2 separate regions of the Homo sapiens genome follow, and region 1 is linked to region 2. Evidence: chromatin loops called from intact Hi-C (ENCODE). Cell type or tissue: CD14-positive monocyte. All regions are shown on one strand. Links, peaks and the distances in the headings refer to the core of each region. The heading gives the core; the rest is flanking DNA.

Region 1 (5,385 bases), core at 316-5,315, 110 kb before region 2:
AGATCTACCATTCAATCCAGCAATCCCAATCCCACTACTGTGTATCTACTCGAAGGAAAAGAATTCATTATATGAAAAAGACACGTGCACACACGTTTACAGAAGCACAATTTGCAACTGCAAAAATATGGAACAAACCTGAATGCCCATCACCCAAGTAAATAAAGAAAATGTGGTGTGTATATATATATACACACACCATGAAATACTACTCAGCCATAAAAAACAAAATAATGTCCTTTGTAGCAACTTAGATGGAGCTGGGGGCCATTATTCTAAGTGAAATAACTCCAGAATGGAAAACCAAATATAGTATGTTCTCGCTTATAAGCAGGGGCTAAGCTATGAGGATGCAAAGATGTAAGAATGATATAATGTACTTTGGGGATTCAGGTGTGGGGAAGGTTGGGTGGGGGTGAGGGATAAAAGACTACATAGTGGGGTCAGGCACGGTGGCTCATGCCTGTAGTCCCAGCACTTTGGGAGGCCGGGGCGGATGGATCGCTTGAGGCCAGGAGTTCAAGACTAGCCTGGCCAAAATGGCAAAACTCCATCTCTACTAAAAATACAAAAATTAGCCGGGCATGGTCGTGTGTGCCTGTAGTCGCAGTTACTCGGGTGGCTGAGGCATGAGAATCGCTTGAATCTGGGAGGCAGAGGTTGCAGTGAGCCAAGATTGGCCACTGCACTCCAGCCTGGGTGACAGAGCAAGACTCCAACTCAAAAAAAAAAAAAAAAAGAAAGAAAGACTACATATTAGGTACAGTGTATACTGCTTGGGTAATGGTGATGGGTGCATCAAAATCACAGAAATCACCACTGAAGGACTTATCCATGTAACCAAAACCACCTGTACCCCACAAAACTATTGAAATAAAAAAAAATTTAAAAAATTGACACTTAAGAACTTTTTTTTTTAAAGATGAGTTCTGTGTTCTTCCTTACACAGAACCTAGTGGGGAAGCTTGTTCACCTAGTGAACAAGTAATTAAGTAGAGTGACATAAAGGTTATAAGAGTAAAACTACAAGGGCTATGTGAACATACAGCAGGGAGACCCCACCTAAGCTAGTGGTAAGGGACAGGCTGGCATCAGTACACACTAATAACTGAAGGAGGAAGAGCAGCTAACCAGATAAAAAAGTAAAGATGAGTTCTTAGCAGGAGGAACAGCATGTTTACAGGCTCAGAGGCTTAAGAGGTCATAACCACTATTGTAATAAAGAGATAGGTCAAAAGCCTGAGAAAGTCTTTTTGGAATAAACCTGATAGCAAAAACAAACAAACAAAAAAAAACCCACAATTGTGACTTACTGGTGAGCATCGAGTTTTGAAGTCTGATGTTATGTACATGTAATGAACTAAGACTACTTGCTTCTTTCTGTATACCCATCTGTACTGGATGGTCTGAAGCAAAAAAGTGTAGTTAATACATCGATCACAGTAAAAGTGGAGGTAGCAGCAGCCCACATGATAATATTTTGGTTTTCCATGTCCAGTGTGGAATAATTGCAGTGAAGGTGGAAAGTGATAGGAGGGCAAAGGGCAGGCTCAATGTGGGAGTATTATTACTATTATTACTGTTGTGCTGTTATTTTGTTAAGACATTGACTGCCATTTATCAAGTATTTACTACAAGTAAGGTGCTGCACAAGAAACTTTACATACTCGTTCCATATAATTCTCACAAAACTCTTACCAAGGAACCATTATTCTCTAGTAGGGATATGAAAGCTCAGAGAAGTTTAGAAACTTACCCCAGGTAACACAGCTAACAGAGGAACTATAATTCAAATTTTGTTCTGTTTGGCTTGCAAACCCATATTCTTTCTATTACAGTCAGTCTAACATAATGTGACAGATCCAGTGCTAGAACTGAATTCTTTTTCACTATCAAATTTATTCCCACTATACCTCTCAGACTGTCTTCTAATTTCCCTTCAGCACAGTACGGAATGTTGGTTGGTTGGCATTCTTTACCTGGTGGGAGATGCAAATCTTACTTTTGAAGAGTTTGAATCATTAGTGATCCATTCTTTTATTAGGCTGCTATATTTCTTTAACTTTTAGTACTGAACATAGAAGTATTACGAGGCACTCTGGAAAAATCCTCTAGATTTTCGATATAGTCCTCCTTGCCCCATTATGTCACAGCAAATCAATTCCTCTTCATAATCAGGATGATTCTTCTTCTGGTTGTTGACAAAAGGAACCCAAAATGGCTAGGTAATACTCGTAACTTCCAATACAGTGGGAACATTGCTGTGTCCCTTTGAGAACTAAGCATCTCTCCTTTGTAAACTAAGACCCTAAAATTTGGGGACTATATTAAGGGAATGATTTCACTTTCAATTCTTGATTCTTAGACCTGTGTGTCTGGCTACAGGGGAAAAATGTTGGTTGCTTATTCAAAGCATATACTGTATCCTGTAGGATGATACTCCAACCATCACCATAACTGAGTCATCAGAAGAACATTCCACCTTTCTGCCAGGTCAGCTGCTTTTTGGGGTATGTAGTAGTCTGTTCCTGCATTGCTATAAAGAGCTACTTGAGACTGGGTAATTTAGACATAAAAGGCTTAACTGACTCACAATTCCACAGGCTGTACAGGAAGCATGACTGGGGAGGCCCCAGGAAATGTACAATCACGGCCAAAGGCAAAGGGGAAGCAGGCACGTCTTACATGACCAGAGAAGAAGGAAGAGAGATCAGGGGTAGGTGCTACACACTTTTAAACAATCTGATCTCATAAGAACTCAATATCACAAGAACAGCAAGGGGGAAATCTGCTCCCATGATCCAATCTAATCACCTCCCACCAGGCCCCTCCTCCAACCTTGGGGATTACAATTCGACATGAGATTTGGGCAGGGACACAAATCCAAACCACATCAGGGTGACAGGTTGTAGTAAGAGCAGTGAATTCCCATTAACACACTTCTTTTGCTATGAGTTCCTTGATCAGAAGCAATGTTGTGGAGGTCATATGGCAATGATGAAGGCATTCTGTAAGCCCACAGATGGTGGTGGTAGCAGAAACACTGCAAGCAGGGCAGGCAAATCCATATCCAGGTTGTTTGTCTATTCCATTGAGGACAAATGCTCCATGATCAAAGGGGTACAATGTAATCAACATATCAGGTGGCTACTAGTTTTCCCCAAGGAATGATGCCATATTGAGGAATCAAAGAAGGTCTCAGCTGACAATGCTTAGAAATAACAGTGGCAGTAGCCAGATCAGCCTTGGTGAAGGGACATCCATAATATTTAGCCCACACATAGCTTCTATCTTTACAAGTATGGCAACTTTGTACATGAACCATTGAGCAAATACTGGGGTGGCTACAGAAAGAGGCTGATATTCACAGGATGGGTCACCTTCTCCACCTGATTGAGATGGACAAATTTTGCTGCAGATGCCCTTTGGGGTGCATTGATATGGAACATAATTATCTCATTTGCTGTGTCCATTTCGTGACGTTCATTCAAATCCCTCTTCTCCAAACCTCCTTGTCACCAATTTTCTAATCCTGTTCCTACCAAGACCTTTGTCATCTAGTCATTTGCCATTGCCTATGAAGCTACATAGATCTACATCTTTTGAGATCTATATAGTCTAGACAAAGTGGCGATCAATGTACTGCTTGAAGTTTTGCCCACAAAGAGGATTTCTTTATTATTAGACTAATACTATAGCAGACCAGTTGATGCCAGCACTTTGTCTTAAATTCAGGTTTTAGTTTCTCCCTTAACTGATTATAGGAAAACATCCCCATGAGGCCATAAATGCGAATGCAGGGAAAGGAAGCCATGCAGCAGGAGCAGGTGTCATGAGTCAGAGCTGCCAGCTCGTGCAACTGACTTCAGGATCTGCTGAGCCTAATCCCTTATATACTAACGTTAAGCTGCCACTTAACGATAGATCGCTATTGTGCATGTTCACTTCTACTGCTTGGTTCACACTGGTCAGCATAGATCCCAAGGACATTTGACATCCTGTAGTAGACAGCTTAATAGCAATATAAGAGCTTCTCTCACAAAGGTAAGTTTTTTTTTTTGCTTTTTTTTTTTGTTTTTTTGCAGAAGAGGGTATGGCTCTGCTCTAAAACCCTAGAGAAGTCTGACTCTCCAGTTGAGGCTTGATGTGGCATTTGTATTTGCCGCAGACACTCCCAAGTTGGATCTGCTGGGTCAATAAAGCCCATGTGGCAAAGCAGTTTGCACTGAAGTCTGAGTTGATGTAGAGGCTTCTTTTGCTCTAACCACACCTCAGATTGGCAGCCTTACAGGTTACTTGGTAATGGAGTACAGTGACACACTGAAATGTTGTATACATAGCTTCCAAAAAAAAAAAAAAGCCACCAAGCACTGTGCCTCGCATTATAGAAGGTGGCACAGGGAGCAGCAATTTGTCTCCTACATTAGTGGGGATTTTGCAAGATGCTCCAGACCACTGAAACTCAACTTTGAGGTGGTATACTCCTGAATTTTCATAAGGTTTATTATCTACCTTCTGGCACCATTCTCATTCTATGTCAGATTTTCTTTCAATTTCTATCTAGTGTAGTATAGTATGTTTCTCCTCTTATCCAACTGAAACTGTCTTTATTTTTATTCACAGGTCTTCAATGCATTTTCTGTCTAGCTTGGAATAACATTGGTTCTGCTGGACACAGTGGCTCACACCTGTAATCTCAGTGCTTTGGGAGGCTGAGGTGGGAGGATCGCCTGAGCCCAGGAGTTCAGTACCAGCCTGGGCAACATAGCAATATCTTGTCTCTACCAAAAATAGCCAGGCATGGTAGTACATGCCTATAGTCCCAGCCGCTCAGGAGGCTGAAGCAGGAGGATCCCTTGAGCCCAGGAGTTTGAGGCTGCAGTGAGCTATGATCGATACCACTGCACTCTAGCCTAGCAAGACCCTGTCTCTAGGAAAAATTGGTTCAACAAACATTTACTAAATGCCTACTATATGTCAGGTATAGGGGGCACTATGACGAAGAGAACCTGGTTCCCATGTTTGAGGGAGAATGTCAATTGTAACACAGTCTGATGGGGGCTACAGTAGAGATGAGAATGTGTTATGGATACACACAGGAAGGAGTATTTAACCCAGATGAGACAGCCATCAGGAGAAGCTGCCAGGAGGTAATGATCCCTAGGCTGAATTCTGAAGGATAAGGAGGAGTAAGTGCTAAGAAAGCCAGGAAGGGAATGAAAGACAGTGTTTTCCAAGCAGTGGAGCAGCATTTGCAAAGCCTGGATGTGAACAAAGGACAGCCCCTGTAATGATGTACATTTACCTTCTTTTCCTTTCAAAGTTATTCTTCTGGTTCCTACTCATTCTCCACCCCAATTTTGTCCTCACTCCTTCCCAGATTAT
Region 2 (5,385 bases), core at 243-5,242:
CACTTAACTGAGTGCCTATTACAAGCTGCTACTACTGGGCATATGATGAAGAAAACTCATATGGTTTCTGCCACCTGAAGAATTTATAAAACGGTGTTCTGAAGAAAATGGAAGGGAGGGACTCTAATTGCTAAGCTCCTTCTAGGGCTAAGTACTTTAAAAATAGTACCTTATTAAATGTAGTTCTATAAACAACTCTGTAAGAAAGGTATTATTATACTCTGAAGCATGTTAAGTAAGTTTCTCCACAAAAATTTGGGCTATATCAAAGCCTACAACCTTTTCACTAGTCCACTCCTTCTGGACAATTCTGAGTATGCTCAGCCTATTGAAAATAGTAGCTTCTCCAGGGCTGAATATATATAACATGATCTTTTCTAACAATGCTGACAATGAAGATGCCTCATTTCTAGGAAAGAAAATTATTCTAATACCTTTAGCATAAAATACTTCAGGAATTACAGATGAATTGGAAAGATAAAGTAACATGAAATACTAGTGGTGGCAATGAATATGGTTTACAAAATTAATTACTGCTACAATCCCAGAAACTTGGGGGGAGAGGAAGGGAGTGAAAAGACACTGCAAACAACTAAAGCAATATATATAGCAATAAAAAATAAAAATTAAACCCAGATATAAGACCCTTGTTTACATATGGAGTGAATACTTTAAGATCTTTTTTTTTTTTTTGCGACGAAGTCTCGCTCTTGTCCCCCAGGCTGGAGTGCAATGGCACAATCTTGGCTCACCACGACCTCCACCTCCCAGGTTCAAGTGATTCTCCTGCCTCAGCCTCCCGAGTAGCTGGGATTACAGGCACCTGCCACCACGCCTGGCTAATTTTTGTATTTTTAGTAGAGACGGGTTTCATCCTGTCGTCCAGGCTGGTCTCAAACTCCTGACCTCAAGTGATCCGCCCGCCTCAGCCTCCCAAAGTGCTTGGATTACAGGCGTAAGCCACCATGCTCGGCCTACTTTAAGATCTTTGAGATATCTATCAATCAGCTTAGAGCCAGGCTCAGTGGCTCACGCCTGTAATCCCAGCACTTTGGGAGGCTAAGGCGGGTGGATCATCTGAGGTCAGCAGTTCAAGACCAGCCTGATCAATATAGTGAAACCCTGTCTCTACTAAAAATACAAAATTAGCCAGGCATGGTGGCGCATGCCTGTAATCCCAGCTACTCGGGAGGCTGAGCAGGAGAATCGCTTGAACCCGGGAGGCGGAGGTTGCAGTGAGCTGAGATTGTGCCATTGTATTCCAGCCTGGTCAACAAGACTGAAACTCAGTCTCAAAAAAAAAAAAAAAAAAAAAAAAAAAAAAAAAAAAAAAAAAAAATCAGCTTAGGAGGAAATTATGTATTCAGACACAGTCACTTTAATACCACAGGGGTATATTCATGAGAGGACCTGATGCTTCCGGTTAGCTATAAATGGAGACTAGAAACCTGAGACACTGATGTGGCTCTGATCAAAAGGAACTTATTTGAGATACACTAGGGAGATTTATATCATTTTAAATGCTGCATGTGCCCTCAAAGTTTAAGGGTTTCCAGTGACTGACCCGATAGTACTGCTGTATGAATGGTATGTTTATTTACATCTTCCATAGTGAGTTCTAGTAATTCCCATTACTATCTCATCTTTCTTGCATTATTAACAATTAAAGTGATAAAACTGTAGTTTCATTCTGGAAAAGGGCATATGGAAGGATTAAAATATACTTTCATTTGAAAATGAACACCATTTGCTTCCTAAAAGTAAAATTAAAAAGCAGCAGCTTATTATTAAATCTGACTGCCCCATCCCCTCACCTCCCAACAAGTTCATTACCAGGCTATTACTTTAGTCAGTCTTCCTACGTTTGAGGACTCAGCTTTGGAAGGAATCCCAAAAGGCAGAGTAAAAGGTAAGAAATATTCAATTAATGCTTGGTATGGAAATACAAATAGTTTTAAAAATCCATATATTGCTCAATGAAAAATGAAGGATAGAAATACAACACCAAGGAAGGAAGCTTAAGAGAAAGATTTCACAGACTTGAAATCAAGTCAAGCTGTATCTTCGAATAAGTGGAGGAAACATGCTAGCAGTTACACCTAGAAAACAAGTAAAAGTGATCATGAAGACTAGGTTTTCTGCCTCTCTATTCCTTTCTTCTCAAACATCAAAGTTTCTAAAAAGAATTTTCTTAGAGTCTGTTAACAGAAAGAGATCTTTAGGCTGGGCATGGTGGCTCATGCCTGTAATCCCAGCACTTTGGGAAGTCTAGATGGGAGGATCACTTGAAGCCAGGAGTTTGAGATCAGTCTCTACAAATTTTTTTTTAAAAGTTAGCTGGGTATGGTGTCACACACCTATAGTCCCAGCTACTCAGGAAGCCATGGTGGGAAGACTGCTTGAGCCCAGGAGTTCAAGGCTGCAGTGAGCTATGATGGCAACACTGTACTCCAGCTTGGGTGACAGAGTGAGATTCTGTCTCTAAAATAAATAAATAAATAAACAAACAGACAAAAAGTTTTAAGAAGAGATCTAGAGTTGGAATTAGCAAAAATAAAATGGACTTCATTTAATACATGTCTAATGAATACCTGTAACTTGCCTATACTGTTCTAGGCTCTTATTATACAACGTGAACAAGAGACAGAAAAAACTGCCACCCTCACAAAGCTTTCACAGAATTGGTAGAAAATGTACCTACTTAACCTTTCTGAATCTTCATTTCATCTGTAAAGGTAGGGATCCAAACTATGTGTTTTTCAAACTGTGCTTAAAAACAACTGAACTTCTACTTCTATTTTAACCGCAACCACTTTGCTTTTTTCTGATTTCTCTATCAGGGATCTATATACAATATCCTTTGGAAAAACAAATCTTAAAAAACGTTTGTGGGCCAGGCACGGTGGCTCACGTCTGTAATCCGAGCACTCTGGGAGGCCGAGGCAGGTGGATCACAAGGTCAGGAGATGGAGACCATCCTGGCCAACATGGTGAAACTCCATCTCTACTAAAAATACAAAAATTACCCAGGAGTGGTGGTGTGCGCCTGTAGGCCCAGCTACTCAGCAGGCTGAGGCAGGAGAATCGCTTGAACCCAGGAGGTGGAGGTTGCAGTGAGCTGAGATCGTGCCACTGCACTCCAGCCTGGGCGACACAGCGAGACTCCGTCTCAAACAAACAAAAAAAGTTTGCCATTTGCTAACCACTTGTAAAAGAAAAAACAGGGCCCAGCCCAGTGGCTCACACCTATAATCGCAAGACTTTGGTAGGTCTAGCCAGGACGATCACTTGAGGCCAGGAGTTAGAGAACAGCCTGGGCAACATGGTGAGACTCAGTCTCTACAAAAATAAAAATAAAAATAATTAGCCAGGAGTGGTAGTGCATGCCTATAGTCCTAGCTACTTGGGAAGCTGAGGCAGGAGGATCACTTGAGCCCAGGAGGTTGAGGCTGCAGTTAGCTATGATGGAGTCACTGACTCCAGCCTGGGTGGCAGAGTGACACCCTGTCTCTAAAACAAACAATAAAAAACAAAAAACTTCTTTCACTCTACTCTCATTCTGCACAGACCACTTCTGTGACCAGATGTGTGAATTTTTGTTTTTATTTTTCCCCAACAGACACCAACTGGGGGTCCTCCAACTCAATTCAATTCTGACACTACCTACCTGAAGTTAGACTCGGATCCCACAGATTAAGGGTTCAGTCCCACAAGATGGCTCCCCACTTCAGATGCCTATCATAAGTATCACAAGTAGCAGGTTGCCATCTGTACTTCTGAGGAACCAGTTACAAACTGGAGTTTCTACTACCCCCTCCTTAGGTTCAATTACTTTGGTAGAAGGGCTTGTGGAAGTCAGGAAAACATTTAAATTTATTGTTTATTATAAAGGATATTACAAAGGATACAGATGAACAGCCAAATGAAAGAGATGTACAGGGCAAAGGATGGGGGCAGGTGCCGCCACCCTCCCAGCATCTCCACATGTTCAGCAACCCAGAAGGTCACCAAATCTTACTGTTCCAGAGTTTTTATAAAGCTTCATCTCCAGCCTATCCACTCCCCTTCAAAGGGGATGATGGGTGGGGACTCAAAGTCCCAACTCTCTAATTACTTGGTCTTTCTGGTTACCAGCTCCAGCCTGAGGCTGTCTAGGAGACCCATCCTAAGTCATCTCATTAGCACAAACTCAAATGTGATCAAAAGACTCCTTATGAGTAGCAAGCGACACTCCTATCACTCAGGAAATTACAAGGGTTTTAGGAGCTGTTACAGGAACCCAGGACAAAGGCCAAACGTATTTCATATCACACCACAACACTGAAGTGAGTGATTTCTAGGTACCATTCCAGTTTTACAATTCTGTCTGTTTTATGCTCATATTTCTGACCTATTTCTTTTTCACCATGTCTGGAATTCCATAGAGATATATTAAAAGGCTAACTACTTTTGTAGGACTGAAAAATAAATGAGAAACCCAAATGACTGCTTACTACATGCTGATACCACGTAGCAAACTTTTTTTTTTTGAGATTAGCAAACAAAACAAAAAGAGATTTAATCTTGTTTCTCTACTTAAACTAATCCCTTCCACAAAAACAAAAATCCTTCTGGAGGATAAGGTGTGAGGATCACCTGAGCCCAGCAGACCAGCCTGGGCAACACAGGGAGACCTCGTACTCTACCTGACCCTAGTTCTTACACTTTACCATAACTTTCAAATTTCCTAGCATAACATTTAAGGCCTTTCTGCAACCTGACCCCTTTTAACCTGCTCCTTTCGGCTTCGATGCCTTGGCTTCCCATGCCACCCAGCACCCTCTGCACCTCTTGACTCCTTCCACTTTCCAAGCATGCCCTGCACTTTCATATTTCCAAACTTTAGTTCATGCTGTAACCTCTGCCTAGAGTCAACCTTTCCCTCCCACCCCAACCTGTCGAGTCCCTCAAGGCTAGCCAGAACCAATTCAAACATTACCAAATACAGGGCAAGTCAGGAGAGAGGCAGGGACTCTGTCTCATCTGCTACCCTAACCTTGAGTCCCCAACTGGTAAGCATGCAATAAATGTTGAAATGATTATTGCAACATTAAAGGAAAGTAGTGATTATAAACAAGAGAACTCAAGCATCATCTATATTTGGCATCAAAACATTGATTTGTTCTTACAGATTTTAACATCCTGATTACACTTGGCTGAGTACATATCCTGGCATTCTTGAGTGTTCACAAAATTTATAAGGCTGTAATAAACATTTGCCACTTTAAAAACTGTTCACTAAGATGATAATGCATATTCAGAAAATCAAGGAAAGACACAATCCTTGAATCACTGGTAAACATGAGTCTACAATGTTCTAAAAGACTTGGGCTCTTTTACTAAATT

What was found. Hi-C counts contacts between places; a loop is a spot of excess contacts. Peaks named below come from ENCODE experiments on the same cell type or tissue, not always from the same donor. Only the 100,000 strongest peaks of a DNase experiment are listed, where the experiment ranks them.
Region 1: a loop joins it to region 2, with 4 times the contacts of the local background. A loop is called at or near these places in 19 of 110 quality-filtered maps.

Annotation. Positions count from the first base shown.
Region 1 is chr4:109,546,041-109,551,425 of GRCh38, reverse strand. No RefSeq gene overlaps it. Among named protein-coding and RNA genes, the nearest start is that of MCUB, 12 kb to the left of the region's middle. RefSeq lists an enhancer at 2,610-2,669. In CD14-positive monocyte, for the core only: no CTCF peak of the experiment used is centred there; a DNase peak (open chromatin) is centred at 2,615; H3K4me3 peaks cover 993 bases; H3K27ac peaks cover 2,209 bases.
Region 2 is chr4:109,435,429-109,440,813 of GRCh38, reverse strand. The region is part of intron 1 of SEC24B (SEC24 homolog B, COPII component); the gene reads right to left. Among named protein-coding and RNA genes, the nearest start is that of SEC24B-AS1, 4.3 kb to the right of the region's middle. In CD14-positive monocyte, for the core only: no CTCF peak of the experiment used is centred there; no DNase peak of the experiment used is centred there; H3K4me3 peaks cover 736 bases.